Regions from separate parts of the Homo sapiens genome. Here region 2 is linked to region 1. A link is a contact called in ENCODE Hi-C or POLR2A ChIA-PET data. All regions are on one chromosome and are shown on one strand. The core of a region is the stretch at or near the end of the contact, and the rest is flanking DNA. Distances in the headings are between cores, read along the strand shown.

The links. Hi-C counts contacts between places; a loop is a spot of excess contacts on that map. ChIA-PET counts read pairs that join two places held with the same protein, here RNA polymerase II (POLR2A). Pooled maps may share reads with other maps.
Region 2: a loop to region 1 is called in a pooled map, with 2.4 times the contacts of the local background. The contact joins two enhancer-like sites. A Hi-C loop is called at or near these places in 1 of 168 maps with a recorded cell type or tissue (MCF 10A) and 3 of 50 pooled maps. POLR2A ChIA-PET finds 5 or more read pairs at or near these places in 2 of 52 experiments (BJ and MCF 10A).

The regions. Positions count from the first base shown.
Region 1 is chr6:142,869,946-142,874,553 of GRCh38, reverse strand. The region is part of intron 1 of HIVEP2 (HIVEP zinc finger 2); the gene reads left to right. Among named protein-coding and RNA genes, the nearest start is that of HIVEP2, 73 kb to the left of the region's middle. Within about 2 kb of position 2,518, at least 16 of the 41 ENCODE cell types and tissues checked have a DNase peak (open chromatin) inside an H3K27ac peak, as active enhancers do.
Region 2 is chr6:143,335,238-143,337,785 of GRCh38, reverse strand. The region is part of intron 5 of AIG1 (androgen induced 1); the gene reads right to left. Among named protein-coding and RNA genes, the nearest start is that of ADAT2, 110 kb to the left of the region's middle. Within about 2 kb of position 1,250, at least 3 of the 41 ENCODE cell types and tissues checked have a DNase peak (open chromatin) inside an H3K27ac peak, as active enhancers do.

The sequences.
Region 1 (4,608 bases), core at 1,269-3,768:
ATAGTCATAACTCTTTTGAACCTCCTTGGTGATAGCATATAGGATATACTCAGTACATGCCTTATAATTCAATAAGGGTGTGCTGTCTACCGAAAACACTGATTTCAAAACAATAATCATGCTTGGTCTGCTTACTAATTTATATGGGATAAAAATAGATTTTTTAAAAAAGCAACTAAACAGGTATATCTTTGTTAAGCCTGAGCTGGAGAAAAAAAAATCTAAAAATGGAAATTTAAACTTCTGGTATCATGGTGTTTTGAAAACATTTGTAAGCAACCTTACCAAAAGTTTTGTTATAGATTTTTATTTCATTTAAGTTTTTATATATTCATGAGTAGTTGAAAAAGGAAGTGAACATTGTTTTTTATTAACTCAGGTTAAAAACTTGAGTTTTTAATTTGGTTCAGTTTGTTCAGGTATTTGGAATTTAGAGAAGCTCTGTGAAAATATCCCGCCTACACGTTTTGAATATCCTCTTCCTGCTTATCTTCAGAACAGCTTGGTTCTTTTAATAGCAAATGGCTGAGTGGAGGGGAACCATTTGCAGTGGGTCAATTTAAGTATGGTGTGTCCTCCCATTTCAGACCGAAGTCATGCTAACTGCTCAGGGATTGGTGCAACTGTGTGTTTCTTTTGATGTTGGTCAGATCCCAGAAAACTCAGTATTTTAGAAGGATGTTGCTCATTCCTTAGATAATTTGAAAAATTATTGGTCAACTTAAAAAAATTCAGGAGCTAGGGAACACCTCATCTATTCTTTTTATGAATATGTTAATTTATTATTCTGTTGGAGGCTGTTCTTAAAATTCCCATGGGCCAGGATAGGAAGAGGTAATGGGGAGAAGGCTTGTTTTTTCATGCAATATATGAACCTAGCGCTATATGATCATGCCAGATTCAGTATACGCAAATGGTGTATTTCTCTCAATCCAGAGTGGCTGGAAAATGTGTGCTCAAAATTGAGAATAATCATATATTCCATTCATGGATTAATTGTTTTCAAATAATGTAGTCAATTATACTTACAATGATTTTTTAAGTTTTAATAACATAAAAGACACTTCGTATATGTAAGCCTGTGGTAAATCATGGTGTACCTCATTTACTAGTCAATAGTATTGGTGTTCAAAATAATGGTGGTGATTGGATTAATTCTCAGTCCATCCCAGAATTTGCTGTTTTGAATATACAGCTTGTTTTTAAGGTATCCACTTCTTTTGGGAAAGTAGAGATAAGAAAAAAGTCTGCTTCTTTAAATGTCTTGTTTGGATTGGGGGCACACAGCCATTTTTTTTCTAGTGAGTAGATATAAAGGATTTCCCAAAAGGTGGCTGTGGCTTCGCACAGGAGAGCTGGAGAGCTCTTGGTACATATACTGCTGAGTGTTGAAGGCAGGTGAGTCTGTTCTATGTTTCTGTGCAGTGGGCTCTTGCTGGGGTCAAAGCTGTGTGGTGTCTGTAAAAAAGGGTTGCTGTGTAATGCTTTAGAATTGGAATTGCAGATTCTTCTTGTGAGGGGAATATTGCTGTTATGGGTAAAAGTTGTGTCTTATGGTTGCCCTTGTGACCTTGTTAGATCCTTTGGATAATTAAAACTTCCAGAAGTTGGGATTGTAGATGCTGGGAATGTAGAAAAACAATAGTCAAATCAGTCAAAAAGGTGCTAACCATTGGGATAATACACTGAAAAGCATCCAGTGGGAAATTTATGAATTGTAAAAAACCCAATACTGCATGAAATCATAACTTCCTTTTATGACCCTCAATCGTGGCCATTAAAGGGCTAACTTCTGTTACAGAAAAGAGGTAGCTAGTTAGTTCATATCTCTGGGTTTAGATAAATCACAGTATCTCTCTTAGTTTTGGTTTGGCAGGATGTCTTGGACCTTTTCCTTTGGTTTCCTTTGGTTGTTAGATAAAGACATGTGAGGATGGACTCTGTGACTGCATGGTTTTCTTCCGGGTGAGCTCACTGGCTTGCCACCGCCCAGATTTATCAGCAGCTGGAGTTTCACCTAATAGTATGGTTTGCTCCAACCATTTGCTGGAGCAGAAAAAGATGGCATCAACTTATATTTTAAAATAAACTGACTTTGAAAGGTTTTATGAAATCACGGTCCATTTTGATTAGTTTTTGCCAACAGCTGCCTGCATTTAGGCTTTGTTCTTTGTTGGACATAACTGTTTAGGAAAGATTGCTGCTTTATGGAAGCGATTCCAAAGACTCATTGTTCCAGACATCGGACATCCTTATGTTATTCAGGTCTGATGATATTTGATCTAACGCAGATTAATTACTAAGCTCTCAGTGAATAATTAACCATTTGACCTGTTCCCAAGTTATATACTCACTGAGTTAGAAATGATTTCCCCAACTACTAAAGATAAGGAAGGTTATTCCTGGTTTCACAGTGTCCCCATTGTTACTGACTTGTATGTGTGAGAGACATCAGCTGATACCTACGCACTGGTCCAGCTACTCAGTCAAACCACTTCCTGGGGTTTTCTCGGGTAATGGCAGTGATTCAGAAGACACCACAGAACTTTCTGAGGACTGTTCCCTGTGTGTTACTCTGGGCTGAATGACTGGGAACTGTCAAGTTCAAAAGGAACATTTTTTGTTGTAGTGCTATTAAATTTGTGGTTTGCTTTTGCTCAAAGTTGCATTTCAGCTGAATTTAGGGTGGCTTGTCTGTGTGCCATTTATTTTATAGTACCTAATTTCCATCAATTAACCATTTCATGCCTTAGTTGAGTCCCTTATAAAGTCCTGTATTAAGCCTGGAGGGGATAGGCAAACTAAGTCATTATAACTGCCTGCAGTGGCTAGTAGTAATTAGGGAGAGGAGAGATAAAAATGGATGGGGGCCAAATAGGGTATTAATGCAAACATTGTACTTTTCTACTTATGTATTTTTGTGATTTTTTTTTTTTACTTCTGATCTATTCACACAATGTACTCCATAAGGTAAATTTTGTATTTCTAGGATTATATTTATAATATAAAAATGCAGATAGAATTATTTTAATAAAGTTTTTGTTTTGTTTTGTTTTATGGTCTTGCATAAAAGGAAAATATTTCAAAATTATTTTGGAATCACAAGATATGTGTTCTTTTCTAGTCCTTCAGAAGTTCCAAAATTTCAGTTTTCATTGTAGAATGAATAAGCAAGAACCCTGGGCACTAGTTCTCTCCTTGGTTACTCTGACGCTTGGCTTACCTTTTTCCTTCCAATATTTGCACATCTTTTCTTCCCCTCATGGCTGGATGATCCAGTCTTGTGAGATAATGTATAATGGAAGCATTCTGTAACCTGGAAGTGTTATGAATAAGCATGTATTATTATCACCATTATTTTCACATATTCATTGATTGCATCATCTCATCAAACATACCAGTAATTCACTTCTGCAATGTCAGAGATGATTGTAAATATCTCAGTGGAGAAGCGACTTTCTTCTTGAACTTAAGAAAATCACTGGTAGAACCATGTTTTAGGCAAAATGTCGGTTTCACTGGTCCCGCTTTCAGTGTCCTGACCAAGAGAAAGTTGGGAAGAGTAGGTGTACAAAGTGAAAAGATTCAGTATATCTATATGGTATGGTAATTGTACATTGCTTGGCTCTCAGCACACTGTGAGGCTCACTTTACAAAAATTGGTATTTGGTTTTAGAAACAACTCTATTTTTAAAATGGGAGGTTGTTTGTGGTAGGGGTTAAGAGTGTGGGCTCTGGAATTAAATGGGCTTGCCTCCTGTCCTGGTTCCCTCAATTCTAGCTTTGTGAAAATCAGGTGAGTTTTAAATCTTTTTGTGCTTCACTTTTCTGCTGGTAGAACAGGGATGATTATTATATGGTAGGGTTGTTGTGAAGCCTAACTGAAGTAATGCACCCAGAGCACTTGCCACTCAATACAGATTACAGGAAGAAATAGAGTTCCATGTTAAAGTGATGGAATGTATCATTCGCATCTCTCAGACTGTTGTGGATTCTATCTGATGGGATTTGGTTCAGTTTGATGACCTGTCTCTTGAGAGTAAATAAAAGGGGGCAGGAGGATGCTCATGGGACGTCAGAGAAAGAAGAAGGAGAGGCCCTATTGTACATTCCGCAAAAAACAAATTCATGCGCTTTATGGGGCCTGGCAGTTTATAAAGTTCTTTCATGTACATTGATTTCATTTAATCCTCCCAACAACACCTGTTTTACAGATATGTATACTGAGCCTCAGAGACACTCAAGGACTGGCTCACAGGCATGTGGTCAGTGAGAGTGCGGTGAGGAAGCAGACCTCCTGGATTCTGGACATATTTCTTCATTCCAACCCATGGGTCCTTCTCTGCTGTATAAAAATGTTCAAGTCAATAATAACCTTTGGTGCTGAACCCCAAAGGATTGGCAGGGTGTGGGCTGCTGCAGACCCAGGTGGGTCTTGGTGGGGATCCAGGACCTTCTGTCTGTGATATGTAGAACATGAATGCGCAGCCCTTCAGTGGTCACGGCTGCCAGATGGTTTTAAGAGTCCCCTGTCTCTTTGTGGCCTCTGAGTGAGGCTTGCATTTCAATCTCTGTGAAGGGCCACTTTGGATCAGTGTTCTGTGGGAG
Region 2 (2,548 bases), core at 1-2,500, 460 kb before region 1:
GCTCCACCAGGGGGCAGTGCTGGGACATCGCTAGACCTGGATGGGCCTGGGGGGAAATGACCTGCACGGGTAGCTGGAGGAGAAGAGGTGCAGGTTTCTGCACACATAGACGTCTCCTGTCTCCCCGCTTGCCTACTTTCTCTGTCCTCACACCAACCTTTTGGTTTTGAAAAGACTCATTTCTGGTCTTACAAAATGTAGCTTTAGTAAGACTGGTCAGATATACCAAAATTGGGATAAAGTCTTAGCTTAAGTAAAGAAATATTTCAGCTGTGAATTGTGTCCCCCCCCGCGCTCCACCCCGCCAAACTGCTACATCGAAGTGCTTAACTCTCAGTACCTCAGATTGGGAGAGAATGCCAAGGGTGTGGCTGGACAGCCATGTGCTAACGAAATTAGGTACGTGACTCACGGATCCAATCAACCTCCACAGTAGATGCCAGAAATAGAGAGGTGGTTATCTGAAAAAGATCCGCGGAGTGCCCTCTTGTCTGACTGCTTGGACCCCCATGACTTGCATGGGAGGCCAATAAGGTTTTTGAGAATTTTATACCAGCAGAAACATTGACAGCATGGACTGAAAGGGACAGAGACAGGATGAAATGAAGGACCAATGGCTTCAAAGATGGTTCAGCGACTGGCTCCTCCTTGGTTGTAGAGGGTAGAACTATTGCCCAGGGCTGTGGGGGTGGGGCTCCTGTGACCCTGTGCCTGGAAGGCAGGGCTATGCATCCCCTCCCCTGTGAGCCCTGAGGACAGAACATCTAGCCAAAGAGGATTATTTTCAAGCCTTAAAATGGAATGGAATTTCCCCCGCTAGCTTCAGACTTGCTTGGGAACCATGATTCTTTCTTTTTTTTTCCCCCTGCAACTTCTCCCTTACAGAATGGGAATGTATATTCTATGCCTGTCCCACCATTCTGTTTTGGAAGCAGATAACTTTTTGTCTGGTTTCCCAGGTTCACACACAGCTAGAGAACAATTTTGCTTCAGGATGACTCATACCCTGAGTGTCACGCATACCCAATTTTATGATATTTAAGATGAGATTTTGGACTTGAGAGTTGATGTCTGAAAGACGTTTGGGGTTGTTGGGATGGAATATTTTCATTGGGTGAAGGACATGTATTCTGGTGGGGAGAGAGTGAAGTATTATGAGCTGAACTCTGTCCCCCACTTCCAAATTCATATGCTGAAATCCTAACCCCCAGGATGTGGTTTTAAAGTCAGAATGTGACTTTACTTGGAGATAAGTATTTACAAATGAGGTCATCAGGGTGGGCCCTAATCAAATACAACTGGTATTCTTATACAAAGGGGAAATTTGGAGACTGGACTGAACATCAGTTAGAAGGCACTGGCTCTGCCATCACCTGTTCTGGAGGGTCACTTAAGATTTTGGGGCCTCAGTTACTTTTGGTGAAAGGAAAGGGTCGGTTTCGATGATTTCCAATCTCTCTTTCAGCAGTAAGATTCTGCAATAATGTGATTTTTATCTTGAAGTTGTAGCTAACATAAGTTACCCAAGTAGACAGAGTTGAGCTATTAAAAACCATTATGGAAAAAGGAGGGTGGCTCCAATGCAATCTTCCTTCTTCTTGGGGGATTGTATAGTAACTGATGTGAAATACTCAGGATTGTAGTACTGTACTCCCATGTCCTCAATTCATCCTAACACACTGCTTTTAGTGAGTAGTTTTTGACTCAACAGCTAACAGAATCAGGCAGCTAATGTGACTGAGTAAAGTGGCCAGGTGAGAACGAGGGAAAGTTAGTCATCTAAAGTGGATAACTGATACTCAATTCTTTTTTCTTTTCTTTCTGTTTTTTTTTTTTTTTTCTGAGAGTTTCACTCTGTGGCTCAGGATGGAGTGTGGTGGCACGATCTTGGCTCACTGCAACCTCTGCCTCCAGGTTGAAGCGATTCTCGTGCCTTAGCCTCCCAAGTAGCTGAGATTACAGGCATGTACGCCCGGCTCATTTTTGTATGTTTAGTAGAGATGGAGTTTTGCAATGTTGGCCAGACTGGTCTTGAACTCCTGGGCTCAAGTGATCTGCCCACCTTAGCCTCCCAAAGTTCTGAGATTACAGGTGTAAGCCACCGTGCCCAGCCAAGGGATAACTGATACTCTATTCTAAACCATTGTCACCAGAATAGAACAGTGGGCTCTGTGTTCCAGATCTTAAAATATTTCCTAAGAAGCTGAAAATCTGGCCTTCATGTGAAATCTCCTATTTTTTTTTTTTTTTTTTTTGAGATGGAGTCTTGTTCTGTTGCCAGGCTGGGGTGCAGTGGCATGATCTCAGCTCACTGCAACCTCTGCCTCCTGGGTTCAAGCAGTTCTCCTGCCTCAGCCTCCCGAGTACCTGGGACTACAGGCACACGCCACCATGCCTGGCTAATTTTTGTATTTTTAGTAGAGATGGGATTTCACCATGTTGGCCAGGATGGTCTCCATCTCTTGACCTCGTGATCCACCTGCCTCAGTCTCCCAAAGTGCCGGGATTACAGGCATGAGCCACTGCGCCCAGCCAAAATCACCCAATT